Regions from separate parts of the Homo sapiens genome. Here region 2 is linked to region 1. Evidence: chromatin loops called from intact Hi-C (ENCODE). Cell type or tissue: mammary epithelial cell. All regions are shown on one strand. Links, peaks and the distances in the headings refer to the core of each region. The heading gives the core; the rest is flanking DNA.

Region 1 (15,272 bases), core at 3,278-11,277:
TCATAAAAAAACAACATGCTTTTCAAATTAGTACCAAGATTATAAAGACTGGGCAACATCTTACTATTTAAGAAAAAATATTTATTTGCAAGAAATGGAAATACAAAAGCATAACAATTTCAATTTATTTTTTTTTCCCAAACTAAGTACAAGTGTCCTACAAAGCTTTTTTTTTTTTTTGGTATTTACTTAGCTATGATAAAGAATAAAAAGTCATTTAAAAAACGCGATAGGACAGATAACAGACTCACAACGTATTTAGATTTAAACACTGCTGGTCTACGTAACCTGTTACAAAAGAGAGCAAAACCTAACTGTCAGCATAGACATTAAAGCTCACCGTTGATTATAGCTCAGGGCCTGCTCAGCATTGTTTAAAAAGGGTCACTCACAGTTTTGTCAAAGAGTGCTGGTGTTCTCTATGAACTCATAAACTGTTTTATCTGAAAAGGTGATTTTCTAAGTAGTGTAAGCCATGGGTACATGGTGCAAAAAGTTCATGTTCTCACTCAGCTGGTGAGCGAAGGATGGGAGCAGAGAACAGAGCTAAAACCCCTGGTTTTCCTTTCCCCAGATGTAAAGCCTGCTAGCTGGAACTCACAGAAGATTGGAACAAAAAGATAGGAGATGGACACCTGGGGGACTGCTCCAGCACGAAGGGAAGCGATGAGCATCACACAGCAGGGCCATTGCAGGGGACAGGTGCTGTAATTCCTGCCCAGAGAACTTGAAAGCTTACAGTGTGCTCACAGGAAGGAATCGGCTCAGCTAGTCCAGAAATTGCTGCATTTCCCATATTACTTAGTTCTTTATTCATCCTGTGGTAAAGAGTCACCCTTGTTTTCCGTATCTATAAAACTGAAAGACTTAAAATTTACTTAGCACAGCACGCAACACCCTAGTAAATGCTCAAGAAATATTATTTCCCTTCCTTCTAGAAACCAAGGCTAAATAAAACATTCCTGAATTTTATGTTGTCCAAAATAACAAAACAAAACAACACCTAGTTTTTTCCTGTGTTAAGTGCTGACCCTTTGACCACAAAGGCATGGAACATTAATCTTCAAATGAGCCAGGTTCCTTTGCCCTGAGAAATGTTCCGCTATGAGGATTTATAATACCTTTAATCCTGGCTGGTTGTTTTTTTGATGTGATTGCACTCCTGCAAACTGGGATTTTCCTAATGGACGTAACCCTATTTCTTTTCTCCTGATGTGCAAATCTGATAGTGGCTCACTTTTAGGAAACCACTTTTGAGCCTTCAGAAAAAAATTTTTCCCCACACCCAACTCAATCTAATAATAAAAGAATATATACAAAATCTCCCAGTGACGAGGGATTCCTCAGTCATCCTGGATTTACCTATAAGGCACATTTAAGGCACAAATGAGCATGTAAGGGAGGAATGTGCACGTGTGTGTGTGTGTGTGTGTGTGTGTGTGTGTGTGTGTCAGAGAGAGAAGAAGGGAGAGAGAAGTATAAGCATTTGGGTCTTTTGAATAACTATTATTAATGTTTCCTCAATCCCTTCTATTCCCCAATATTCCCTAGGGCCTCAGGCAACACTCTTCCTTATGAAACTGAAAAGTCTTAGGAGTAACTGAATGAGTGAGTGAATGAACGAAACATCTAAGTCTTGTCTCTGGATCCTTCACAGCCCTCACGTCACCACCACCTACTCTCTCCTGTAACTGCCCTCCCAGCGGGGCCTATCCTAGCATGTGTCTATGGATAGTCTCACCTGAAGGTGGCCAAATAAAATGACTCTCAAGAGGGCACTACCTGCCCATGGCTTCACAGGTCCAGCCAGCCCAGCAAGCAGAAGTGCTGGTGTCTTTAACCCAGGTTTCTTAAAGACTGGCTTCAATAGAACCAACTGTAGTGACTTGGGGCAGAGGAAGGGGAGGATGAAGGTCTTCTAGTGCATCTCTGCCCTCTCCGTGTTGGCAAGGTTGGCATGAATGGGCCATTATTCAACTGGGGGTGGGATGTCTCCATTTCTGGACTGTGCTCAAATTCACACCTTGTATGACATGTGGGCAGAGGAGCTGGCCTGGAGAGGCCTCTAATTCTGCCTCTACGCTTTTGCTGGGTCTGAGGACATGGGAGGGAGGAGCCATAAAATGCTGGAGAACAATTTTAAAAAACACTTATGAAAAAATGCTGGACACTTGACTCACTGCCAGAACAAAGAAGAGCCAATTCAACATCCCAACTTTACGGGCACGTAAGATTCACAAGCTGAACCAAGAGATTTAGGAAGAAAAAAAAAAACATGGTAATTATAAGGGGTCTGTGAATAAGTTAAACTAAAAGCTGCTTTCACAATCTACAAATTAGGCCTCCAAATCAAAATCATTTATATTAACCAAAAGGTTATCTAATTTTGCCCATATTGGTGTCAAATCTCATCCCCACTCCCTGCCAAAAAAGAGCAACCTAGTTCAGCTGTCGGATTTTTATATAACACTCTCTTTATGTGAGCTAGACTCCAGAGTCCTCACACTTCACAGAAATTCTTTCTTAAAACTGGCACTGCAGCCTTTCATTTACAATATCCCTTTTTAAGTGCAAAGTCGAGGGCTGTGAAAAGAACCACGGTGGGGGGTCTGGGTTACTCAGGTCTTATCCAGTGAAAAATTAGTTCTCTGAATCTTTGCAAAACATCTCCTTCACTGGTGCAATCTAAGAAAGGGAAATGGGAAACTTGTTTACATGATGAAAAATATAATTAAGAGATTGACTCTTTATGGCTTATGGCCGCTCTGACAGACTCGTATTTCTCAAAACTTACATTCAGAAGACACTGTCTGCCACTATTTGAAATCTTTAGAGCTAATCATAAGTTAATGACTAGTCTAAGAGGCCACTTGGTGGGGAAAACAAATCCACTGATATTCTGGTCTTAATCCCTGAACAGAAAATGTGCACACATCCATTAACTATTTGGAACCAATCTGGTGCTATACAACTCTTCTGTGTCCTCTTGACCCCATTTTGTCCTCCTAAAGGGACAACTGTTAGTTCCTTTAACCCACTCAAGCAAGGAGTGGAGGGCAGAGGTTTATCTAAAAGAGCAGTGATGTTGGTTCTTGGAGCCCCCTTAAAAGGGCCATCTGAGCTCTCTGCCTAACGTCCCATTGTCTACATAGATTCCGTTTTGGAAGGATGGTTTCCCAGAGAAAGAGTCCTGCTGTTTGGAGGTCGAGAGAGAGTGACGTCAAGCAAGCGTAGTAAGGGAGAAAATAAAATCCTCAAAGCACTAAGGACAGGGGCTAGAAGTTTCCTTTATCTTCTCCCTCCTCATTTAGAAGAGCACGTTTCCTACTCTACGTCTGGGAGCCTTGAAAACCCAGTCTGGTTCAGTTGCAGCAGGTACATGGGTTGGCTCATTCTCTCACTTCTGCCCCTAAATTTGAAACCTTTCCTTCCTCATTGCCCAAATGCTACTTGAGTAAATCTTATCTTTTTGCCTTCTTTGGGCCCTATAGGCTGCCTATGCCTGATAATGACCTGACAGTTTAAAAGAGAGGGATGGGTCAGTGGAGGCCCATGGTTACCAGACACCAGCCAGGCCCAACAGGATCTGGGCTGCAGACAGTGGAGCAGAGAGAAGCAGAAGCAGAACCTACTAGCAACCCTCCTCCTGCACAGCTCAGACAGTCTCCGCCCTGGCTAATGGGAGGGACAACAAGAACCCTCCAGACAACAGGGCTGCCAGGACTACGGGGGCCCGATCCAGCTTCCACTCACAGTGAGAAGATGAACTTGGCCGCTTTCCAGGCTGGAACCGTCTCCAGCATAGCAGAGAGAGGGGAATCACTCACAGGGAGCCCCAAATGGGCCTAGACAGACAAGGCAGGGACCGACTTATGAGGTATGACGACAAATGTTAATAACATCAAATCCTGTACCTGATATGGAATGGAAGCCAGGGTGTGGGCTTAATCCCTCTAAGTACAGGCTCCAATAACAATGCAGATGACGTGTGTGGGGGTGGGTGGTGGGGGGAGAGAGAGAAGGAGAGACAGAGAGAGAGAGGGAGAGAGAGAAGCCAAAACCAAAGGCATTTCAGCTGCTAATAAAAATAAAATACAAACTCTATGCACATTTCCTACACAAAATCTTTCCCAAGCTCGGAAAAAACACTTGAGGGTTTTCTACATTACACAATAAAAAGGCAATTTCCACTTCTTATTTATATGAAAGAGGAAAGATTTTTTTAAACTACAAAAGTTACTTTTAACCATAAAAAAAAAACAAAAAAACTAAAAGTAGGTTGGGGATTAGGTTGTATCTCTTTGGGCGAGCTGCAAAGTAGCCAAACCTGACTACCAAAGGTAAGAATGTGGATACACAAATGTCACCTACCCCACCCTGCTTTGTTGAGGTAGGGGACGAGGAGGACAAAGTGGAAGTGTGGAGGGAGGAGGGGGCCAGGCAGGTGTGGAAAGCCAGCAAGGTTGTCTGAAATGTCTGTTGTCAGAACAGGGCTTCCCCTTCTCTGTCATGAAAACAGGATAGAAAAAGCTTGTGGCCAGGGAGCCCGGGGCCTGAGTGAGGCATTGTGTCATCTCTCGCTCTGAGCTCATCCTAGAGGCAGACACATACATGCTCAAAGGAACTTCTTTTTCAATGGTAATTATTCCAGTTAAAAGAAAAAACAAAGGAAAGGAAACAAAACATTGTCTGGAAAGACACGGGATCCCAGAGCCTAGGGTGCCCTCCTAGCTCTGAAGGCTCGCAGAAAACTTGGCTAGCTTGAAAGGAGGCATCGATCTCTTCAGTGTGGTTGCTAGCAGGAAGCCTCGGCAAGCTAATAAATACTATTTACAACTGGGGAGGAGAAGCTGGGGAGGCAGAACTATGGATGTGTGGGGAACCAGGTTGTGGGAGGTCCTAAAAGCGACAAGATGGGGCAGGTTTGCCTGGAGTAGAAAAGCCTGATCCCCTCAGGCATTGCACTTGCGGCCTGAGAATATGAACGAGAGCCCTCGCCTGCCAGTGCTGCTGCAGGAGACGAGACGATCCAGCGAGGGCTCCCAGGGGGCAGAGTGGGCGGAGGGCTGCTGTCGGGGGTGTTCACACCAGAGACCCCAGTGCGAGCAACGGAGGACACGGGTCAGTGCTTTGCCAAATACCAACAGGCATTATGGCATTTTTGTGGCCAGAGTCTGGGGTCTTGACTGAACAAGAGCCATCTCGTCTCCAAAGCGGGGGGTTACACCTCACAGGTGCACATTAGGCAATATCTTTTTGGCACTATTGGTGGAAACAAGCCTGCTTGTCCCACCTCCAACCCCTAAAATAATTTCCTATGGCAGTAAGAGAAAGGAAGGGAGGGATGCAGGCTCCCTTCTGCACAGGAGGGGCATGGACCAGGGGGAGATGCTCTCTCACTGCAGGGAAGTCCCAGGCTGGTCTCCAATCTGAAGCCACTAATGCTTGCCCATGTCTCCATGAAGATCCAGTGGCAAAGAGGAAAAGCTGATGACAAAGGTGGTTTGGGGATGTAAAAGTAGAGTTAAGGGAAAGGGAGGGGGTGCAGGCAGCCTCTTTAGAAAGTGGTGTTCACTCTTCTGTCGAGTTCTACAACTTTTAGTGTTTCATTCCCCTCCAGTTTGGCGCTGACCCTGTGAAGGCATTAAAAGGAAAACGAAGTATTAGTCACCAGCTGTTAGCTACAATTCTCATGCTTTGTAGCGTGATGCAATCATTCAGGGGTTGCAACTTGGTGAGACGGCCTGGGCATGTTTCTTGTCCTTTTCTCTCCTAGTAGCAATTCTCTGTTTCCAAAGTCCCCTGCTACCAGCCTCTCCACTAGTCCACATTCCTACCTTTATCTACACCCAAGGCATCCCAACCCTACTAAGGATAATCATGGTGGCTTGATATTGATCTGCTATGAGATGCATTAAATTATTCTATTTACTTAGGATGTTTAGCCCTATGCTAAACTCAGGGAAGGAGAAAATAAAATGATAAGAGCTGATCCTTGGCCTAGAAGAGCTAATAATCCAGATAAAGATTTTTAACAATGAGCTAATTTGAAATAATAATAAATCCATAACAGAAAATAAATACATTATTAAATTGTGTAACAACCTGGAAAATTTCTAGGCATTCAGAGGAGGGCTAGGAGGCTTTGTTATCTAGGAGACATCACAGAACAAATGGGATTTGAAGTGGGCCTTGAACAGCTTAGCTGAGAGAAGAGAAACTGTGTCCAGAGCCAAGTAAGAAGGCACTGGGTCTTCTAGAGATCCCAGCGGTGGCTACATTGGCAAGTCTCTCTATGACGGGAATAATAATGATGCCTTACCACATGGGATACTTAAAAGGATTTGTATGATACTGTTTCAGTAGCCCTCATCCGAAAATCTAAAATCTAAAATGCTCCAAAATCTAGAAATTTCCGAGCATTGACATGACGCTCAAAGGAAATGCTCACTGAAGCATTTTGCATTTTTGGATTAGGGATGCTTAACTGTTAAGTATAATGCAAATATTCCAAAATCTGAAATCTATAACACTTCTGGTCCCAGGCATTTCAGATAAGGGATAGTCAACCTGCCTCACATCTGTAAAGTGCTTAAAATAGTAAGTGCTAGTAAATGTTAAATATGTATGTATAATGTACACACATAAAAGTACTTCATTATAAACCTTCCCCTGCAGAATTAGGGGATGAAAGCTGAAGAATCTGAAACAAAATCTTTCCCATTTACATCGGAACGGCCTCATTTCTGGGAGGCATAGGAGCAGAGTTCAGCTAAATCACCAACCATGTCACACGTAACCAGGAGCATGCATGCAGGCCCAGGGACCTCCCCTATTACAACAACAATACCTTGCAGTCGCATAAGCCTTTATGTTTACAAAGGGATTTTTCCCAGAAACTGAGAAACAACTCATGTAGAATTGGAGCCAAATAGAGGTTGTTCTCAATATGGAAATGTGTGCACAGTGCCTCTTAAATGGTACCCCTCAACATACATCTATAAGTATAAAACTATAATATGTATAGTTTTAATTAACACATGTGTATTTACATATAAATCATAAACATATATTGACATATAGCACAATATATATCTACTCCCTAGTTGAAGCCATGAAACATGTCTTAAAGTTGGATTTGCACAGCAAACACACTGTGGTTACCTGGGCTGTGCATTCACTCGTGTGGCTTGGAAGGGAGGATGGAGACAGTGGGGGAAGGGATTCAAGCACTTCTTTGTGCCACCACGCCAGCTCCCCGCTGATGCAGCAGACATAGGGGAGCTCACGCTGGTTTTTTTCCTCATCTCTGCTCAGGGCAACTGTTGGCCAGCAACAGACTCTCTGCAGTCCCAGGTCCTGGAAATAGGTCCTGAGAGAGCTGAGGGACTGAACCAGGCCTATGGAGAGTCTCAACCTCACATCTCAGGTTGCTGACTCATAACCCACCATCAGTGCACTAGAGGAGTTGGCTCTGTGTCTCTATGACTCACAGGTGCTGCTGCAGCTCCAAAAGCACTGACTTCTCCAGGCTGGTCTCATTCGAGATAATGAAATGGGGAAGATCCACATCCGGCCTGGACTCCAGCCCTGACACCCTGAGCAGGGAGGAACCTCTATCCCAGCCCCCCAGCTCCCCAGCCGAGCCCGGGCTGGATGACTCCTCTGGGGGAGAATGTTCCTCGTAGATCAGCAGGTTTCTGGATCTCACTGAGGACAGAGCAGAATAATAAGGTGTTAGCAAAAGACCACAGGGGTCCAACACATTCCCTCACTCCAGGTGCTCAGGGCTGGTGGCAGATGACAATGTGTGTGTTCTCGTTGCCCAGAACCATGGGTGCCAACAGAATTTGGCTTTCTATAAAGACTTTAGAGCTTCGGAGTTTGTGCATTGAAAAATTATACCAATTATACAGTGCTGGAAGAACAATAGAAAAGCAAATAAACACAAGGCAAACTACCACCCCCACTGCTTTGAAAATATAAAACTCCCCCCTTACCACCCATAACCATCTAGGGAAAATGATTCATGGAGAATGGGAGTGGAATACTTGGAGATGTCCAGACCCAGCTAAAAGAAGCAGCATTCCCAGTGAGTAGGTCTGGCAGGGGGATGAGGTACAGGGCATCTCATTTAGAAAGGGAAGAGGAGACACAAAGCCAAAGCCATAAATCAAAGGATAGAGACAATCTCCTTTGTTTTGTAGGACAGTCACACAGCTAGATGGCTCTGTAGCAATTTTCCATGACATAGAAACTATGCTTCCAATTAAATTTAGAGAGATAGTTCCTTGGGGGGAAAAATTCTCAACAGGCCACTGAAATTATTTAATTGGAATGCTAGCACTTCTGTCATACCTGGCAGAGACACACCTGCCTGGTGAAGACCACAGACGTTTCAAGATGGCAAAATTTTCCCTATCCCAAATCCAGTACAGTAGTCCTCCCTTATCCATGGGGAATACATTTCAAGACCCCCAGTGGACGGCTGAAACCGAAGATAGAACTGAACCCTATATATATGGTATAAGGTATATATGTATGGGAAAAACCATACAGGGTTTATATATGGGCATATAGCATGTAGGGTTCATATGCCTTTTCCTATACATATGTACTTATGATAAAGTTTGATTTAGAAATTAGGCCCAGTAAGAAATTAACAATAATAATAAAATAGAACAATTCTAACCATATCTTCTAATAAAAGTTACATGAATGTGGCCTCTCTCTCTCAAAATTTCTTATGGTGGTGTACTCAGCTATTTTCAGATAACTGCAGGTATTTTTATTGGCTGCAGGTAGTGTTTCTTACTATAGTGTATTCAGCTATTTTAAGGTAACTGCAGGTATGTTCATTGGCTACAGGTAACTGAAAGCTTAGAATACAAAACCTCAGATAAGGGGGGACTACTGTACTGCCTAACCCCATGCTCATTCCTATAGGTGTAGGTGTGAATTTGTGTGTGTATTCCTTACTCACCATCCCTTTATTTCTAGGTGAGAACACCATACGCTTCTTATCTGACACCGGAGTCCCCATATTCTCTAGATCTTGGGCATAAGGTTTTGGAAGGCAGGCTGATTCTTTTTGTTTGTTTGTTTGAGATGGAGTCTTGCTCTGCCGCCCAGGCTGGGGTGCAGTGGCACGATCTCGGCTCACTGCAACCTCCGCCTCCCAGGTTCACGCCACTCTCCTGCCTCAGCCTCCCAAGTAGCTGGGACTATAGGTGCATGCACCACCATGCCCAGCTAATTTTTGTATTTTTAGTAGAGACGGGGTTTCAGCATATTGGCCAGGCTGGTCTTGAACTCCTCACCTTGCTGATTCTTTTTTTTTTTTTTTTTGATGGAGTCTCGCTCTGTCGTCTAGGCTGGAGTGCAGTGGTGCGATCTCGGCTCACTGCAAACTCCGCCTCCCAGGTTCACAATATTCTCCTGCCTCAGCCTCCCCAGTAGCTGGGACTACAGGTACCTGCCACCACGCCCGGCTAATTTTTTTGTATTTTTTAGTGGCGATGGGGTTTCACAGTGTTAGCCAGGATAGTCTCAATCTCCTGACCTCGTGATCTGCCCGCCTCGGCCTCCCAAAGTGCTGGGGTTACAGGCGTGAGCCACCACGCCCGGCCCTGACCTTGCTGTTTATTTAATTTCACTTTACAAGCCCTTACTATATACATTGCATTACATTACTCATACAATTCCACTCAGTGGAGGCAGAAACACAGCAGTTCTCTTAAAACGTCACAGAAAGCGACAGACTCTTTCCCTCATCTGCTTCCCTCTCCCTTATCAGAACTCAAAAATTAGATGTCAGAATGGATCAGGGAACACAGTCTAGAACAGCAGTTTGCAAACTGTGCTCTGTCAAGCTCTGGAGAATTCCCAGTGATGCCGCAGTCCAGTGGATGAGGGGCCCCAGGGGAACCCCCACTTGCCTCTTCAAAGGGAGAAGCTCCACTTTTACCACTTTTTAAACATTGGACTTTCACAGAAGATTCCTTTTGGAAGACTGAGAAACCCAGCTCTAGGGAAATAAAACAAGACCCTGCCCAACTTGCCACATGCTGTCTTACCCACGGAGGCTGTGTAGGGCTCCTGCAGGGAATGCTGGCTGGGCAGAGCCATCTTGGTGGCAGAAGGATAGGGCCCGTAGCCTTGAAAGAAGCTGCCGAATGCAACGGCAAAGCACAGCACCACAACCTGTGGGAGAGAAAGAGGGGAGAGAGAACACGAGGGGCTGTGGACTTCAGCCTCTGGACAGCACAGCTTTATACCCAGGGACACAGACTCTCCTCTTCAGGCCAGTGGACTGCACCCACCAGTCACATCACCAGAGTGCCTCACCGAGGAACAGCCTCAGAGTGGAGTTCCTCCATGTGGTTTCTCCTACAGCACAGCACTTGGCCTTGGCAAGTGGAGGGAGAGGGGAGACAGGGGCCAGGCCAGGGGCGGTCACTGTGCTACCCTGCTGGGAAGCTCACCATGAGGCAGGTGCCAGTCTGCGTGCCAGCTAACTTGCAGGTTCGAGAAACCTTGCCCATCACCAAAGTCTGAAGCTTCTGGAGTTGCTGAAGGAGAGTCCTGCCAATGATAACAACAGCCGTGAGGGGAGTCTGACAGAGAAGAGATGCTTTTTGATCTCTCCATGTGACCCAAGAAGGCCGCCGTGCCTTTGTGCCTGCATTTCAACAGAGCCCCAAGGGACAGTTTCCTCTGGAAGAAGATACGAACACCAGTACCTTCTAGCACCATTGTCACAGAGCTCACTGGGGCTCAGAATCAGCCTTCACACTTGAAAGTCCTGTTCTTGCACTGCCCTGAGTTAGAGGTAACTGCCTCCACATTACCCCTGACAGGCTGTGGCTTGTTTCTCAGCGATTGAGAACAAAGGAAAAGGAACACTCTGATTGGATGGTGGCTAAAGTCAGAATGGTTGTGTCTCTCCTAAATTCCTATGCTAAAACCCAGTCCTCTATGTGACGGTATTAGGATGCAGCACCTTTGGGAGATGATTAAGTCATAAATGGAGCCCTCATTGATGGGATTCGTGCCCTTATAAGGAGCTGAAAAGACTAGAGTGCTTCCCTTCCACTATGAGAGGACACAGCAAGAAGCTGCTTTTTGTGAACCAGAAAGCAGGCCCTCGCCCAACACGGAATCTCCCAACACTTTTATCTTGGACTTCCCAGCCTCCAGAACTGTAAGAGATCAATTTCTGTTGTTTGTAAGTGACCTCGTTTATTACATTTTGTTATAGCAACCTGAACAGACTAAGAAAATGTCGATTAAAAGAAGAACTCATTTAAGCAAGAGATGAGAAACATTGACAAAAACATAAAAAAGGGACAAAGGCAAAGAGAAGGAAAAATAAAAAATGACCAGCAGAGAACAACAGAAGGAGTGGCCAGAGGTGGGGGCTGTGACTGGAAATGCCAACAGAGAGTAACAGGCATTCACAGGCAGGTTAGAAGAGAGAGAGAAAGGCCAGAGGTGGGGGCTGTGACTGGAAATGCCAACACAGAGTAACAGGCATTCACAGGCAGGTTAGAAGAGAGAGAGAGAAAGGAGAGGAAAAACAAGAACGGCTCTGTTTAAGGCAGAGAGGCAAACAGCCACCTGCAGCTCAAGCCTGTGGTTCTTAAACGCTCACAGCACCTCCAGAGTCAGGAAACGAAGCCAACATATGAAAGAACAAAGATGCCTGCTCAACTGGACCCTCAAGCCCAGAGTCAAGGGTCTTTAAAACCATCCTTTGAAACAGATTCTAGCCTTTCTCCAGGAAAAAGACAAGAGAGCAAGAGCAGAAAAAAAAAAAGGAGACGTTTTATCCCTAAAATTGGACAACTGTGCCTCTCCTTAAAAGGCAAAGTTTGAGGGATAAGAACAGTCTTATATACTCTGCTCTGTGTGACATCAGCACACAGAGCAGATGGTAAAATTCTTTGCAAATTCTGAACACTGCAAGGCATAGAAAAGGATCTGACAACACACCCTCCTGAGTTAGAGCACCCGGGAAGAGTTCCCTGTGAGTGGTGTAAAGAGTTGAAGCTCCTCCTCATCCTCATCCCCCACCCCCAAACCCAGTGCATATGGCAAAGTGGAAAGATTTTATGAGCAGATGCTTTCTCTTGGGTCTCAAGGATTCTCGGAAAATGTGTGCTGTGATGTAACAATGTTAGACAGCCACATAAGTTCACTGGAAAACATCATCAAATCATTTGTTCACAGAATGCTGTGGGCTTTCGCAGATAACTTGCTTCTCACCACAGTCTACCCCCGAATAGCATTCAGGTGCTAGAAGGACAAGCAGATTTTTCCTGGGCTTACATCTTCACCCCCAGCTAGTACCAATGAAACAAGTTCTCCCAATTTGAGCAAATTAAGGACAGGTTGGCCACAAGAATGATTTTGCTTTCAGCAGTTTAAATGGATAGGAGTGGTGGGTGAATTGGAGCAGCCCTCAGCACACAGAGTAGATGCTTTCTGGACTCAAAACTCCTTTCTGGGCCAGGCGCGGTGGCTCACGCCTGTAATCCCAACACTTTGGGAGGCCAAGGTGGCCAGATCACGAGGTCAGGAGTTCGAGACCAGCCTGGCCAACATAGTAAAACCCTCATCTCTACTAAAAATACAAAAAATTAGCTGGGCACGGTGGCGGGCGTCTGTAATCCCAGTTACTCGGGAGGCTGAGGCAGGAGAATCGCTTGAACCCAGGAGGCAGAGGTTGTAGTAAGCTGGGATTGCACCATTGCACTCCAGCCCAGGCAACAGTGCGAGATTCCGTCTCAAAGAAAAAAAAAAAATTTCTATGCGTTTCTATCTACATGACATTTTCCCCAGGTATAGTGATTTTAATTTAAGCAACACAGAATCATTCATTCTGTTAGTTAATATCACTAATTTAAGTTCTATTTAATGTGAAGATCTTTTTTTGTACTTAATCGTACATTTTTGTTTCTGTTTATATAGAAGTATGATTGAATGTAGTTTAGACCTGGTTTGTATTTAAATGTATTCAGGTACAATTTTTATTTTTCTTTTTTTTCCTGGAGATAAAGTCTTGCTCTGTCGCACAGGCTGGAGTGCAGTGGTGTGACCACAGCTCACTGCAGCCTCAACCTCCTGAACTCGAGCAATCCTCCTGCCTCAGCCTCCTGAGTAGCTGGGAGGGAATACAGGTGTGAGTCATCATGCCCAGCTAAGTTTCTTTTCTTTATTTTTTGTAGAGACAGCATCTCTCACTTTGTTGCCCAGCTCGTCTGGAACTTCTGAGCTCAAACGATCCTCTCACCTCTGCCTCCCAAAGTGCTGGAATTACAGGCATGAGCCACTTGCACCCAGCACCATTTTCTTTAAAAGCATTTTGTATGTTTACTTAATGCTGAGAAATACTCAACAGCATAATTACTCTAAATTCTACTTAAAGAAAGTTTGCAACTAAATGGTTCTATGATGCAGCACCTTTCCTTCCTCATGAAACTTTTTCTCTGTTCTCCCAGGACTTCCCCAGAAAATTCCCTTCCTACCCAACAGCACAGCTGCCTTTTCCTTCTGCACTGCCACTTCCTGAGTGTGCATTCATTCTCACAGCGAGATTTCACTGGCCGAAGCATATATTTGACTCTCTATCACCTGTAATGCCAGCCCCAAAGCCCTTGCTGGGTTCTCCCTGCTGATATTTCTTCAAGTCCTTGGGCAAATTTCCAGGTAAGCCCACAGAAAAGACCACATGGCTCAAACCCTTTCCTCTTATTGCCAACCACTCTCTATGGTAGGAATGGGTCTCTCCTTCCTGCTAAGCTATGAAAAGCGGTCTCCTGTTCCCCTGGCCTGCTCAAGAGCTACTTCTGTAAGTGACAGCTGCCACTTTTCCTGGGCACCTCAGTTTTCCACTGGGCGCTCCTGCTGCCTGTAAGCTGGTGGCCGCAAGGTGCTGAAGTTTAGCTATGCTCTGGGCATGAGGGGGTAAGGTTTCTCCATCCAGGCTTCAGTTAGTACCTTTCCAGATGGTACCAAAGCATGTTACTTTTGCTCCAAAGTCTTAAGCTGTTTTGAAAGGGGAATGACCACTTCCATTTTTTACCAACAATCCCTATTGACCAGCAGCCAGCCCGTACTTCCTCCCTGCCCATCCCCTACCCCTTGCCTAGTCCTTAGAGCATGAATAGCTTTAAAAAAAAAATCCACACAAGGAATCAGTCCTCCCTTCCAATTTCTGGTTGATATCTCTGGGCCCTGTACCCCTTCCCCTAGGATGAACAGTCTCCTAGGAGGCTCCCCAGTGCCTCCTGAAAACAGACTTTCAGCAGGCCAGCTACACCTGAAGCCCACTGAAAGAATATCTTAGGCTCAAATTGGAATCCCCCATTCCCCAGTCACAGGTGTAAAGTGCTACAAGTTGGGAAGAAGGACCCTTCAAGAAGGGCTGGAGAGAGCAGAGAGGGCTGGTGTTTCCTGACTGCACAGCACTTTGCTTGGCATTCACGGACACATCCTTTCCCAACTCAAGATGACTATATTCTGAATCCACTGCAAATGAAAATGGTTGTTTAATAGTCCCTGATTTCTAACAGTTTATAATCTAACTCTTTAAGATGAGCAAACATGTGTTTTAAAATACACATTTTTAGTTCGAAATGTTGGTGGAAAGCGCAACAGTGACTAATAATATGCTGTTTGCCATTGCTTCTCCTACTGGTGCTGGAGAAAGTAAACGGAACTGATGGTGGAAATGACAACATGTGCAAGGCCCCATCAATCAGCAACACTGAGGCATTTCGCTCAGTCATCCCCAGAATCCAAACAGACTTCTATGATCCAATAGAGTTTGGGAAATTCACACACATCCATACAACAGAAACACTCCTTTTCATCATAAAAAGAGAAAATGAACAATGACAGAGTACTGAGTGCCTACTACTTGAGTTCCAAGAACTACATACGCTAAAATACTAAGCAAGCATCTCAAAGTCACGTAGCTAATAAGTAGAGGACCTAAGATGTAAACCAAAACCTATCTGACCCCATAGCTTGTGTACATTCCAACATGGTACAGCATGGTACCCTAATCAATAACCTACTAAAATTAATAATAAAGCATGTCTTAGTTAAGTAGATTTTTCTTAACTCCAGTAACATTAATATTATGTTGACACCAGCCCAACTGAGATATGTCCACCATTAAATATGAAAATATTACTATTAAAAGAGACTAAGCCATAGACGGAAGAGCCACAATAAAACCCATTCTGACGGCAAGGAGATGCATA
Region 2 (15,272 bases), core at 2,290-10,289, 110 kb before region 1:
TAGTTCCTGCCTGAAACCAGCTCTCAGCCCCTTTCATTTACAGATGAAGATAAGAGGAGAAAAGAGCTAGAACAAGATTGTTCAGGACTTACGATCCTAAGAGGAAAGGAAGAAAGGTATACACCAGGAAAGCTCAAACAGAATGAAAAGTGAACCCTCCCGTTATTCTGAGACAAATATCATGGGATCCTCCAGCCTAACAGGAAAATGAAGCAAACTCTAAGAAACAAATATTTCCAATGGTGATCTAATCGGACTTCCATCAAATATGGTTGTGTCAACGTGATGTTCATCTCTACTCCCTTCCCAACCTCCAACATAATGAAAGTAATTAAGTTTTTTTAAAAAGTAAAGTTCCACAAGGACACAGAGAAATGGAGAGGTAGAAATAAATGTTAACAGTCTTCTGGAAGATGGAAAGTGAATTGACAAGTTATTACTAACCTATTAGCACAAAGAAAGTTACAAATCTCAAAGAGCAAAACCAAGAAAAAGCAAGCCAATTTGCACGGAGCCCCTCAGAAAAGCTGAGGAATTGGAGGAGGAATTGGAAGTGTCATGGACTTCCTCCAGGGCAAAGAGAATCTTCCTTATTCCCTCCTTCCCACTCAGCACACCCAGGGCAGGACAGGAGGAATTTCTTTTTCTAGAGAAACTGAAAGAGGGATCCTCAGGAACTAGGGACTCAAATAGGGAGGGCTTGCAGGGTGGTGAGGGTGGTGCATGGGTAAACGTGAGTCTGAAAAGAGAGAATTGAGTGAAAGTCAACACCCACAATGAGATCTTTCTGTTTCCCACTCCAAACTTGGCTCCCACAACACCTGCAGCAGGTGCACAGCCCCAGGAACAAGTCTGGGTGGTTCTATTATGGAGATTCTGGCCAGCCCAAGGGAAAAGCTTCCAGATGCTGACATCTGAGGATCCTCCAAGTGAACAGATCTGTGATCCTAGGCCACTCTGCAGTGGGGGGCCACTACCAGACGAGCCGGGGCCACCCACAGAAGGTGTCCTGTCAGCTCTTCAGAGCCTTATTCATGTCTGTGACCTGATGGGGGGGCCACTACCAGATGAGCCTGGGCCACCCACGGAAGTTATCCTGTCAGCTCTTCAGAGCCTTGTTCATGTATGTGACCTGATGGCTGCAGATCTCCTGCCATTGCAGGAAAGCCACCAGTATGAAAGACAGGGCCAAAGTACTCAATTAGGAAGAAAGAACTGAAAAATAAAAGAACAGAACAAAAATAAGAAACAGCTACTGGGCTTTTAAAGTGTCACAGGGGAAAAAAAACTCTTTGGTAAGAGTTACAAGATAAAGTTAAAGCAATCTCCCAGAATGTAGGTCAAAGGTAATGAAGAGATAAAGGTAAGAAAATTAGAGGATAAATTCAGGACATACAACTTCCATCTAATAAGAGTTCCAAAAGAGAAGAGAAGGGAAGAGAAGAGAAGAGAAGAGAAGAGAAGAGAAGAGAAGAGAAGAGAAGAGAAGAGAAGAGTAGAGTAGGAGGAAGAGGAAGAGAAGAGAAGAGAAGAGAAGGAGAAGGAGAAGAGAAGAGAAGAGAAGGAGAAGAGATAATAATATACATGTGGCTCCACTATAAATAGTATTTGTAAAATCTTAATCATTTAAAAAGTGTAGTGGTTAAAAGTAGACTCTGGAGCCTCGTTTACTTTGGTTTGAAGTCTGGCTCCACCAGCTACTACCTACATGACTTTGGAAAGTTAGTTAACCCAGGTCTCAATGTCCGTATCTGCAAAATGGAAAGAATAACAGTATCTGCTTTACATGGTTGCTATAAAGATTAGTTAATACATGTCTAAAGCTCTTCGACAGTGTCTTGCACCCAGAAAATACATAATAAAGGTGAGCTATTTTTAAAAATATTATATAATATTCCAGTATGAGAGGCAGAAGGATCACCTGAAGCCAGGACTCCAAGACCAGACTGGGCAACACAGCAAGACCCTGTCCCTACAAAACAAACACAAACAAACAAAAAACAAATAATCTGATCATGAGTCTAACCAAGAACTTTGATCTACATATATGAGGAAGCTACAGAAAGTGGGAGGATGTTAAGTGGACACAAGATGTTCATCTAAAATGGTACCATCTCATAGAAAGATGATGGTATTAGGTCGGTACCTAATACTATCATCTTGGCAAAACCAAAATTACTTTTGCACCAACCTAACAGATAATGTCTACAATTGGCAAACCAAATGATCATAGTATAAACATAGTATTTAGAAACACAGATATAAATAAATACCAGAAGGATAAGCTAGAGAAATGGAAAGTTGCTGTCAGGGGAGCAGGACTCAATAGTGGGGAGGGAGTGAGGCATAACAATGTGAATACTTCATTTTTAGAATCATTTAAAAACACACATATTTTAAATAGCTTCGTCACACTGAGCTAAAACCCAGAGGGATGACAAGAGACGACTCTCAAGAAGCAGCTTCTGCAAAAGCTAAGCACCAATTCTGAGCAAAAAATATCCTTTCCAGCTGCTTTAAAACCAAACAAAAAGTAAGCAAAGGGCACATTTCCAGGGGAAAGGGAGGCAACCCGACTGCATGCACGTACAGGCCCCGGGCAGAATCACGCTGTGCCTCATTACATAAGGTGCCCTGAATCTTTGCCCCATCCTGCCCTTCTCTGGCCCCTGTTTCCCCATATCCTTGCCTTCCTCCTCCAGAGCCAACATTCTTTGGGCTGCCTCCTTCACACTCAGGGACAAAATAAATTGCAGCCGCTTGGCTGAACGGCTATCAAATTGTGTTCCGGAGTCTTCTGCAGTTCCTATTCAATGGTCTATATGGCGGCTTCATCAGAGAAAACACTTTTACAGAGGAAGCATTTCTTTTAGAAGATGAGGTGTTAGCACTCTGTATTCTGAGGCACGTTGTAATAGTCATTGTCAGAGGTGCCAGCAGATGAAAATACCAGTCACTATAAGAGATTTCTGAAGAAGTCAGAAAAAAAAGTCAATTTTGTCTTCTCAAAAAATAGAAAGTGGGTCAGGAAATTCTGAGAAAAGACAGCATTTATGCATAGGGATTTCGCATTCTGATTACGGAGCCCTACTACATGATAATAATCTCTTGCTGCTTCTGCGACACCCAAGGGAGACACGGGAGAAAATGCAAAAGAAGCCGAGACGTGTTAGACCCGGTAGATGAACTCTGACTGTGGCAGATCCAGCAATGGTGGTCGAGGGTAAAGTTCTGTAAGAAGAGTTTGGTACCAAATGTCCCTGAAAATTTGGAACTAAAGTGAAAGCTATCTGAGTCAAAGAAATGGGTTTCAAGTGAACTGGAAAGAACTGGATTAATCAGCAAGGGAAGATCAAACTAGTACCATTCACTGAGTGATAACAATTAAGAATTAGTTTTATCACCAAAAGCAATTGCAACAAAAGCCAAAATTGACAAATGAGATCCAATTAAACTAAACAGCTTCTGCACAGCAAAAGAAACTACCATCAGAGTGAACAGGCAACCTATGAATGGGAGAAAATTTTTGCAATCTACTCATTTGACAAAGGTCTAATATGCAGAATCTACAAGGAACTTAAACAAATTTACAAGAAAAAAAAACAACCCCATCAAAAAGTGGGCAAAGGATATGAACAGACACTTCTCAAAAGAAGACATTTATGCGGCCAACAAACATGAAAAATAGCTCATCATCACTGATCACTAGAGAAATGCAAATCAAAACCACAATGAGATACTATCACATGCCAGTCAGAACGGCAATTGTTAAAAAGTCAGGAAACAATAGATGCTGGCAAGGCTGTGGAGAAATGGGAACGCTTTTACACTGTTGGTGGGAGTATAAATTAGTTCAACCATTGTGGAAGCCAGTGTGGCGATTCCTCAAGGATCTAGAACCAGAAATACCATTGGACCCAGCAATCCCATTACTGGGTATATACCCAAAGGATTATAAATCATTGTTCTATAAAGACACATGCGTATGTATGTTTACCGCAGCACTATTTACAATAGCAAAGACTTAGAACCTACCCAAATGCCCATCAGTGATAGACTGGATAAAGAAAATGTGGCACATATACACCATGGAATACTATGCAGCCATAAAAATGAAATGTCCTTTGCAGGGACATGGATGAAGCTGGAAGCCATCATTCTCAGCAAACTAACACAGGAACAGAAAACCAAACACTGCATGTTCTCTCTCATAAGCGGGAGTGAAACAATGAGAACACATGGACACAGGGAGGGGAACAACACACATCAGGGCCTGTCTGGGGGTGGGAGGCAGGGGAGGGAGAGCATTAGGACAAATACCTAATGCATGAGGGGCTTAAAACCTAGATGACGGGTTGATAGGTGCAGCAAACCACCATGGCACATGTATACCTATGTAACAAACCTACGCATTCTACACACATATCCCAAAACTTATAAGTAAAACAGAAAAAAAAAGAATTAGTTTTATAAAAATCAATAAATTATACTCAGTGGGTTTTTTTTTTTTTTTTTGAGACGGAGTCTCGCTCTGTCGCCCAGGCTGGAGTGCAGTGGCGGGATCTCGGCTCACTGCAAGCTCCGCCTCCCGGGTTCACGCCATTCTCCTGCCTCAGCCTCCCAAGTAGCTGGGACTACAGGCGCCCGCCACTACGCCCGGCTAATTTTTTGTATTTTTAGTAGAGACGGGGTTTCACCGTTTTAGCCGGGATGGTCTCGATCTCCTGACCTCGTGATCCGCCCGCCTCGGCCTCCCAAAGTGCTGGGATTACAGGCGTGAGCCACCGCGCCCGGCCCTCAGTGGGTTTTAATAAAATATTTTAGGGCCTTTTTAGCTTATTTATTTAAAATTTCAAGATCATATAGTCTTGAAGTGAACCAAAAAAATCAGAAAGAGTTACCCACTTTACCTATGGTATGTGAGGCAAGCTTTGAATGAGTAAATAAGGAGTGAATCTGTGTAATCGTCAGCTTCCATTTTGGTATAATTCTGCTTCTTATTCCCAATCTGGGTTTACGTTTTATCTTTGCAATTATATTCATTCTTTATTTATTTTTATTTATTTTTTTTGAGATGGCATCTCACCTCTGTCACTTAAGCTGGAGTGCAGTGGTGCAATCTCAGTTCACTGCAACCTCCACCTCCCGGGTTCAAGCGATTCTCCTGCCTCAGCCTCCTGAGTAGCTAGGATCACAGGTGCGTGCCACCATGCCCAGCTAATTTTTGTATTTTTAGTAGAGATGGGGTTTCGCCATGTTGGCCAGGCTGGTCTCAAACTCCGGACCTCAGGTGATCCACCCGCTTCAGCCTCCCAAAGTGCTGGGACTACAGGTGTGAGCCACCGTGCCAGGCCAACTTTCTTAAATCTCGAACAAAGCATTTACTTACTAGTTAGTGGAAACAAGATTCACATTGCATCATAGGTATTCCAGATACTTTCAGTGATGTGGAAATCAGAAACCCATAAAATTAAGTATGCCAGAAAGCAGTTTTGTACACATCTAAGTAAATTCTCTCTTAAACAAGAGAAAGGAATAAATAGATACCAATAAACATGCATCTTTATCTCAATAATATTTTAATGATTATTTCAATGATATTTAAAAAATCATCATGACTTGATACAATTGTTGGTACACAAAATGACGCCACTATGGTCTTCATGGAAAGTGTGACCTCATTAACGACTGAACAATCTGACAGATTCATTCAAATATGTCTAACAGACCCTGGGTGAGTCTGGAAGCTTTGGCAGTGAAACCAGAAGGACTCAGCCTGTGAGGGAAGGTTGGTTTGTCTCCAACTCGAACTGGGAAATACCTTCTAATAAGATGACACTGTTCTTGGGAATTCCAGAATCATGAAAAGGCAGTGGAAATCACTGGGTGTAGGAATCAGCAGCTGTGGGCTTCTGGAAATAACGTCCTGGCACTTACACGACCTTGTTCCAATTCAGAGTTAAGGCTGCTCTACACTGTGTGCATTCGTGTCCGTAAAGAAAGTAGCAAAATAAAAATCATGACTGGTTTCCATTTTAGGCCTCACTCTTTGCAGTGTCCTTCTTCATTCCCAAATCTTCCATGTTGGGAAAATTAAGGTAACAAGAAAATCTCCTCTGTTCTTTTTCCACTAAATCCAAAATCATGACACAGAACTCTGTTGAAATACATCATAAAGGTAGAATTTTAAAACAAAAGGCTGAATAAAATGGAGAGGAAGATACTTAACTCCATGGCTACCTCTCTCTTAGCCAGCATCATGTTATTTAAATATTATCTGCTTTTGGTCTGTTCTGTCTCCCCAACTAGACTGTGAATTCACATGTGAGAGCTATTCGTGATTCACCCTGGAGCCCTGGGTGACCGGCACAGTGTCTGACACAAGGCACTCAAGAGATTGCACTTAAACTGGACTGGGCCTACTTAAGGGAGGTATCAAAAAAACATTAAAGTAATACACACATCTGGTTAGAAAAAAGAAAGCTTGCAGAATGGTTTATAATGAATGACCTAAGCCCCCAGATCTGTTCCCCATCCTGCTCACTAAAGGCAACCATTCGTAACTATGAGAATTTGTTTTTAAGGTTTCATCACATGTATTGCTAATTCAAAAAAAAAGAAGAAGAAAAAGAATGCCAGTTTCAAATTATTCATGTCTCTTTACTTAAATAGACCCAAAATATTTGGAAACACTGTCAGCAGTTATTCCAAGTTGTTGTATTCATACATTCAACAAACATATATTGTTTGCATTAAAAGTTATGGCATTTCTATTTTCATACTTTCATCAACACAGACAAGCTTTCTTCTCCACTTAGGATGATGAAGGCATAAGTCAGTGTGACCCTAGAATTAGTGGGGACAGAACACATCAGCACTAGACAATGGGGGTGGAGAGAGGAAGGGTGAGTCAGTGTCACAATGGAATAAGCTGCTGCTCTATGAGTTACTCTTGCAGGATGGGGGTGAATTGCCAGATGCAGGAATGCACTCCCTTTTTTGCTTACTTCTCAGCAAGTGACACTCTGTACAAGAAGGGACCCATGGGTCAATTACATTATACCACATTTTACTTCTACAAACTGTGTACCAAAGCAGCTCCATGATTCACGGAACACTCCTCTTATTCTGAACAGTACAATCATCTGCAAAATCCCTTGGAATTATTTATAATGGGATTTATTTCATATTAGCAAAAACAAATGCATAAAATGGTACCACACGTATAGCACGGAAGGGTAGGAAAAACTCTGCAAAGACATGACACTTTGGGAAAACCCTCACACCAGTAAAGGGGAATAAATAATGAACTTGCCAAGAAGATACTATCAGGCGTTTGGCCAGAGAAACACATTACTGCCTTAGAGTGTTGGCCTCTGAAGGGGTATTCTGATCCCCAGGAAAAGCTGGAGCCCTGAAACCTGGTGACTCTGAGGGACCCTCTTCTCAGGATGCTTTAATAGATCTGTGAGGGCACACAGGAATTGAGAGACAAGATGTTGATCAGGCAGCTGAACTGAATAGGCAGCTATTGGTAAAGAAAAGACAAGAAGCCAATTCAGAAAAATTCTGTTGGCAGGACTCACATCTATCTACTACAAGAAGATCATATTCTACATAAAGTGAAGGAGAATCCAAGGCCTAGAAAGAAAACCAAGCCAATAATGATAACCAAAATACAAAAAAAAAATAGAAACTCATGTTTTCCAAATGCTTAATAGCAGAAAGCTTTTCCAAAGTTAATCTGAGTGATCCCTTGTTACAATACTAACCTGTAGACATTATTTTCATTTTATGGATGAGGAAACTGAGGCTCACAGAAGCTATATAGCCTGCTAAGGGCCACAGAAGTAGTAAAGTGATTCAGATCCAAGGCTGCCTGACTCTAAATCCATGCTCCTTCTATCACAACAAGGTGGATGTCTAGAAGGTGAGAAAAATCATGTATCTAAATCCATAGACAGTATGTATGGTAATACTTCTGAGGTTAACAAACAAATAAGCAAGTCTGCCTCAATGAGAAGGCACCAAACTTTTTCAGTCACTTACACTTACTTTCTTAACTGGGTCCCTTATACTATTTCCTGGGTGACTAATTTTGGCCAGTGTTTTATAATTTTATATAATTTTAAAATATAACAGATTCAGGATTGAATAAAAAAGAAGTTATGGTCATAATTAGAGCAACATGAAAAGGTACATTACAAACATTTTCACTGTTGGAAAAGGGGCAATTCATGTTAGCTCCTATTTTCCCAACTGTTTTAAAAAAAAAAATCAAACTTTGAAATAGGTCAAAGAGAGATTTTCTTAGAAGGTTACATGTTTGTGAAAACAGAGGAAGCTAAACATTTCCATGCAATTTCCACTATACCAAATCAACTCAGAAGGTTCTTTTTCCCTACTGTAAAAAAAAATTTAAATGTCCACCTTTACGTGAATGAGGATAATAAAGTCGCATCCGCTATTCTCCTTATGTTAATGTGTCTGCAAAACACACATTTCCCATTACCCTCCCCCTACACACACACAGAGTAAAAAATAAAATTGAACTCAACCTTCGCCCCATCCAGGGGTGTTTTTCCTTCCAGCGGTCCCACATTCTGAGTTGCTAGTAGTATTCGAGTGCTCAGGAAGCCTCCCTTACCAAGTGGCATCTCCTCCAAAGAGACCACCTGATTTGTAGCGACACATGGCCCACCAGGTAAAGTAACAGCTACCCCTTGCCTTCTTTCCTCCTGTGAGCAACCCTTCTCTTCTCTTCCTGACCCTCTTGTGTTAAGGTCCTATATGAAAAGGAGGAGGGAAGGGCTTAAAGGAGAACGAGAAAGACAAGCAGGAGTCAAGATTTCTGTGACGTCACAGGACTGTTATGAGTGGCTGCTAACCATTTCTGAAAAGACATGAAAATTCTTCATCTGCCGTCAATATCTATAAGCTGTTCTCAAGTCTTTCCATTCAGCAGTTTTTCCAGGCAGGTCTCCTCACACGGTTTTTTTTTTCTTTTCTTTTTTTATTATTATTTTTTTTAACACACTAAGCTGACTCAGACTCACAGGCAGAAGTTCTGACTCATTTTTCTTTTCTTTTTTTTAGACTCCTTGAGTCCTGAAAAGGTGTGCTCCATGTGGCATTATTAGTTCTTCTCATATAAGTGGGGAAATCCAGTCCAAAGATTAAGTCACGAAGCTATGATCTTTAAAGCTTAGAAAAAAGCAAAATATTCCTGGGAGGACCGTAATGAAACAAGGATGACAATCAAGAAGTTTTATCAAAATTCGATAGGCAGGCACTCATTCCAGGCAAGGAAATACTGACTTCTCTGGACCACCAACCTTTCTTCTTCTCCTTCACTTTCTACCAAGGTACCTCTGCCATTCCCCTGTCTTGTCTACCTGAGGGTATGTGGCTATGCAACTTCATGGTGCCAAATCCTCAAATGAATTTTAGAATTAATTTAGTGCTCACCTGTGTTTGCATCTGGGTTTATATTTTCAGGTGATAATATGTATGTCGGTGCATGTGCACACAAGATGTGTGTAGTTACTTATAAGTGGGCAAATTCTTGATTGGCACATCTACTTTGAACCAACAATTCCTCGTCTATAAGTCTATCTTACAAAAGTATGCACCGAAGCAGACAAAGATGTAAGAGAATGTTTTAGCAACATTACGTGTAATAGCAAAACACTGGAAACATTTAAACAGTAGGGAACTCGATAGATAAACTTATATCCATATTATGGGATACTATCCTATCATTAGATACAATAAAGTAGATTTATTATAGTCTCACAGGGAAAGATGTCAAAAGTATATTCTTTTTTTTTTCTTTTTTTGGCAGAGTTTTTCGCCCTTTTTGCCCAGGCTGGAGTGCAATGGTGTGATCTCGGCTCACTGCAACCTCCGCCTCCTGGGTTCAAGCGATTCTCCTGCTTCAGCCTCCCGAGTAGCTGGGATTATAAGCATGTGCCACCATGCTTAGCTAATTTTGTATTTTTAGTAGGGATGGGGTTTCTCCATGTTGGTCAGGCTGGTCTCAAACTCCTGACCTTAGGTGATCCACCTGCCTTGGCCTCCCAAAGTGCTAAGATTACAGGCGTGAGCCACCACGCCCAGCTAAAAGTATATTCTTAAATGAAAGAAGCAAGTGGCAGTATTATGCAATGAGTGAATCATTGGAATAGATTGATGTGTTTCCCTGTTTCAAATCATGGTTGATACAGGGACATCACTTAACTACCGACAGCTGCATCAAACAAAAGATTATACCCATTAAAAATCAATAAATGCTTTGAAAATTATTGGAATAGTTTGATGAATGATTTAACCTCTAACATAGATCACCTGGTAGGCAATTATATATAGTTTGGTCTGCCTAGAGAATAGAACATATTTTTAAGTGCTAAGTTTTATATTACCATGCAGTGGTTAAACATTTTGACCATCATCTTACTTTACGTGTGTGTGTTTATTCATAGATGCTTAGAAAAAATATAGAAGGATTACACAACACAGAAAATGGTTAAGTGTGGTTACCTCTGAGGGTAGGGGAAGAGGTGTATCTGAGGAAGGTGTACTTAAAGAAGAAACGTTCATTTTTCATTTTGTATTATCTATTTCATATAACCACGCAATCGATCATCTATGATTGGTACAGGGCAACTTAATGGAAGAAGTGGATTATCAGTGTCTTAAAGCATGACAGTATGAGAAAGCCTTTGTGATAAATGACAGATATTTGAGGGGGCAGGTGTATGTGGGAGAGGCTCAAAGCAAAAATGGACTGGAGAAGAGACGAAAAATACATGAGAAAAGGAGGAGTAATGAGATAATAATCAATTGTAAGAAAAGGCCTTTTAAAAAGACCAGGCAGGATAGCTGATGCCTATAATCCCAGCAGTTTGGGAGGCTGAGGCAAAAGAAATGCTTGAGGCCAAGAGTTCAAGACCAGCCTGGGAAACACAGCAAGACCCTGTTTCTACCAAAAAAAAAAATTTTTTTTAATTAGCTGGGCATGGTGGCACATGCCTGTAGTCCTAGCTAACCAGGAGGCTAGAGCAGATGATTGCTTAAGCCCAGGAGTTTGAGGCTGCAGTGAATTATGATCATGCCACTGAGCTTCAGCCCAGGCGACAGAGTGAGACCCCCACCAATCTGTTAAAAAAAGGATGAGGCGGGAGAAACTTTAGTATATATGCATGGTAGTAATATGGAATTCTATGGCATTATTTTAAAAAGTGGAAAAGGCATTGTCTGCTCACCAACAATAACTTACATGGAAACAGTAATTAAAACTGGGATTCCACCAAGAAAGAATCTCCATAAAAAGTATGCAATGCCTATATGATTATGTAGCAGTCAAAAAAGAAACAAAGAAAGGTTGACATGTCCAGGAAAATGTGAAAGGATTCTGGCTCCCTGTGTCTCACAGCAGCGACGGCTATGGTCTAGCTCCCTCAGTGTTCCTCTGTGTCATACTGTAGCCACGCCAATTAAAGCTTCAAGAGCTGCTTAATTTTTGAAATCAGAATCAGCCTTTTCCTTTGTGTTCATAAAACTTTAAGTCATATCTCAACAGATGAAATATTGGCATCATTGGCTCTTTAGTTATTTACTATGTCACTGCTTTCGACTCATCAATGTCTTTTATTCTCTTTAAAGAATTCTTCTATTTATATACATAGATTTTTAAGTCTTCATCTGGTTCATTTTCTGAGGCTCCTGGAAAGCTTTCCTCTGGATAACTGAGGCATTTCTGTGGTTCTAACTTTACCTTGTTAATCGCATATTGGTATTTAAATATTCAGTGCCATGAGTGAGAAGACAAAGGGAAAATATTTGGGAATGACCAGATACCTAAAATTTCGTCATAAATACACCTAAAATGCAACCATCATGTGGCTATTCAGTCCGTTCACCTTCCCTTATTTCCTCAACAAGAATACTAGGCGATTGGCAATCACAGGTAAGACATGGACCCTACCAAGGCGTACACAGCTCACAGTGTAATAAGTGATTAAACAATTAAATATAAGTTGATGAGTTTTGTGATACTAAAACATAACAAAAACATTAGGAAAATATGAAAGTATGAGTAGCCCACTTTCAATAACGCCCAGAAGTTTTCACCAATGAGTTGGTACTTCGAGCTGACTTTTGAAGAACTAGGAGTTAGCCCGGCTACAAAGAACATAGAGGCATTTTAGTCAGGATCATGATATAAGCCCAAGAAGGGGAGACTTTTAAGGGAAGGGTGTGTCTAGGAAATGCCAAATGGTTCAATAAAGCCAGAGAGTGCATAGGATAAGTGAGGAGGAATCTAAAAAAGGAAGATAAGAAAGCAGAGAGAAAGCAATGAAGAGTCATTGATGGGCTTTCAACCAGAAAATGGTTTGCTTGGGTTTGCTTTTTTGAAAGATTACTTAGGGGACAATGGGCAGGTGTGTTACAGGGAGATGAAAGAGGAGGCAAGAAGGAGGTGCTCTGTCTTCTGTTAATAGCAAAGTAGCTAGGTCAGAACAATTGTTCCACAGATAACAATTTTTAGATCTGGACAATTAAAAAAAAAAACTACTCAAAGGCACTACAAAGTGAACATGGTTAGGCAAAATCTGGAGCAGAGACCCCCATTAAAAGACAAACTGCAATGAATGAAATTTGCAAGTTTGCAAATATTTGACTGTTAGCACTCCCAATTTGCACATAGCTGGGGTTGCAGAAAGCCTCAGTTTCCTTACTTGATCAAAGTATCAGATAACTTAGGGGAAGGCAAAACTGCAGAAAGTTAGGGGGAATATGTTAAATAGAGAGAAGTCACAAAGGCAGTGATCCCTAAAATCTGCAAATAAATCTCTCTCCCAAATCACTGGCTAAAAAATAAACTATACATACAGGTTAATCTTCTAAGTCAATGAAATCCCAATCATAACTCCAGCAGGTCTTCTGAAAATAAAAATTGACATGTTAATTCTAAAATTTATTTGGAAATGTAAAGGATCCAGAATACATTAATCTTGAAAACAGAAAAAAGATAGAGAATTCATACCACATGACTTGAAATTTACTTTAAACCTACAGGGTGTTATTGGCATAAAGATAGAAAAATAGATTAACAGAACAGAATAGAGAGTCCAGAAATAGTACAAGTCTATAGTCAATTGATTTTTGAAAAAGCCACCAAAGAAATTCAATAAAGCAAGCAATAATTTCAACAAATTATGCTGGAACAGCTAGATGTTCATATGGAAAAAAAAAGAATGAACCTCAACCTCTATCTTATAGCAAGCATAAAAATTAATTCAAGATGAATCATACATAGACCTAAGTGTGAAAGCTAACACATAAAATTTTTAGAAGAAAACAGAAGAAGATCTTCATGACTTGCAGATAAGTAAAGATTTCTCAGAAGGACATAGAACATAATATCATTTTTAAAAATTAAAAGTTTTTGCTTATAAAAATTACATTAAGAAAATTAATAAGTATGCTTCAGATTGGAAAAACATATTTACCAACCATGAATCTGATAATCGATTTGTATCCAGATTTTTTTAACTCCTGCAACTACTAATAAACATTTTTAAACAATTAAAAATAGTCAAAAATAAAAACTTGAACAGACGTTTGACAAAAGAATTACCCAGTCTGTGGTATTCTGTTACAGCTGCACAAAACAGACTAAGACAGTTTATAAGTTTTACTTAAAATAAAGTCTATAAATTCGTCATTATAATAGAGTGGGGAGTGGGAATGTAAAACTAGGTAACAGCAACATGGGGTACATTATATTATTTTGTGTCCTTTGTCTATATTTGAAATTTATCAGTATAAGTTGTTTTTTAAATGAAACTTCAGTCATTCAGTGAGAGATGATGAAGGAGTGAAGTAAGAAAGCATCAGTGAAGATAGAGAAAATAAAATGAGTCTGACTGCTATTCAGGAGATGATCTGTGAATGATATACTGAATCAATGTGAGAGATGAGAAGGAAAACAATTCATGAATTCCAAGTCATTCATAACAGAACTGTGTTTCCATATCATTGGTTTCCATAGTAGTCCTGTATTCTTACAAACACTGTTTTGAAAGGCGGTCAGAGACATCACCAGATTGCTAAAGTGGCATGGTTGACAAGAACTTAAGAATCTGTTGATGACTCCCAACTTTCTGATTTAAACAACTAAGGGTTTCTAAGTACCATTTCTTAAGACTAAAGATAAATTACATGAAGGCAAATAGATATTCAGAATGAGGAATGGTATTTAGAGTAATGATGATGTGAGCTAAACTTGTAATACTTTGATCAGAGAAGTAGAGTAAGCTATCAGATATATGGATCTGCATCTCAGAAAGAGGTCTGGGCTACAAAGACAAATTTGGCAGTCATGAGCTTAGGGGAAATCTATCATTGTAAGCAATTCCTGTAAGATGCACAGCTGTTTATCTAAGGGCACCCTGGAAAAGGAAGGGTGTCTACAAGGAAGGTGAAAATACAACCTTCATAAAGAAAGCGTGGTTTCACTTTGTCATCCATTCAATCTATCCCTAGATGCAGCCAATTCTATATCCATGTAACAAAATTCCTTCTGCAACTAGTCAGAAATGCTTTTTTCTAAATGGGGGTAGAAAAATGATGCTCACATAACATGATGTTTCAGTGAATATTTTCTTTCAAGCATCAAGAAATAATTTTTTTAAAAGAGCTAGACGTTTTGCAAAATTTACCAAAAAAGGTGCTATAAACTGTTTATAAAACTCATAATTCCTTAAAAGGATCAAGAATTGGACAGTTTTGGAGGGATTGTTCAAGGAAGCTATTGATGTGTTGAGAGTCCACAACCCTTCAATCAAGGAGAGCCAGTGGTTAGTGGGGCTTGCCGCTTCACCTCATGTCAAGAAAGAGGGACTTTAAAAAGGCAGACAGAGGGCTTCACATCTGTCCTCAGCAGTCTGTGCAGTTTGGGGAACAAATAGATTTGTGTCTGAACCACATCTGACATCAGACATGATAGCATCTAGGCTTGCTGGCTGTTTTGTTGGTGGATCTAGGAGAGGTGGTTGCACTCCCAGAGTTTGCAGAAGCAAAGGGTATTTGAGTGTCTTCCATGAACAAGGTGTGGGCTGTGCATCTGAGACAGCCATATCAGGACTGTTCAGGTACTACTCAAAAGGCATAGCAGAAATTAGCTGGAGGTGTGGCCAGGAGCCTAAGGGTCGGGAAAGGTGTAGCCCAGTAGCAACGCATTGTTTTTGTCTCAGAGAACTACAGAT

The links. A loop is a pair of places that touch in the nucleus more often than their neighbours do. Peaks named below come from ENCODE experiments on the same cell type or tissue, not always from the same donor. Only the 100,000 strongest peaks of a DNase experiment are listed, where the experiment ranks them.
Region 2: a loop joins it to region 1, with 4 times the contacts of the local background. A loop is called at or near these places in 1 of 110 quality-filtered maps.

Annotation. Positions count from the first base shown.
Region 1 is chr7:137,874,919-137,890,190 of GRCh38, forward strand. It overlaps CREB3L2 (cAMP responsive element binding protein 3 like 2), which reads right to left. Exons shown (of 12, transcript NM_194071.4): 9 at 10,485-10,584; 10 at 10,077-10,203; 11 at 7,494-7,710; 12 at 61-5,633. The coding sequence ends at 5,558. Among named protein-coding and RNA genes, the nearest start is that of DGKI, 36 kb to the left of the region's middle. RefSeq lists enhancers at 3,715-4,446, 4,447-5,180, 8,651-9,152, 9,839-10,396 and a silencer at 4,405-4,699. In mammary epithelial cell, for the core only: no CTCF peak of the experiment used is centred there; DNase peaks (open chromatin) are centred at 4,553, 5,703, 7,453 and 10,933; H3K27ac peaks cover 5,633 bases.
Region 2 is chr7:137,766,037-137,781,308 of GRCh38, forward strand. All of the region lies in intron 1 of DGKI (diacylglycerol kinase iota), which reads right to left. Among named protein-coding and RNA genes, the nearest start is that of DGKI, 73 kb to the right of the region's middle. In mammary epithelial cell, for the core only: no CTCF peak of the experiment used is centred there; DNase peaks (open chromatin) are centred at 6,895 and 9,085; H3K27ac peaks cover 278 bases.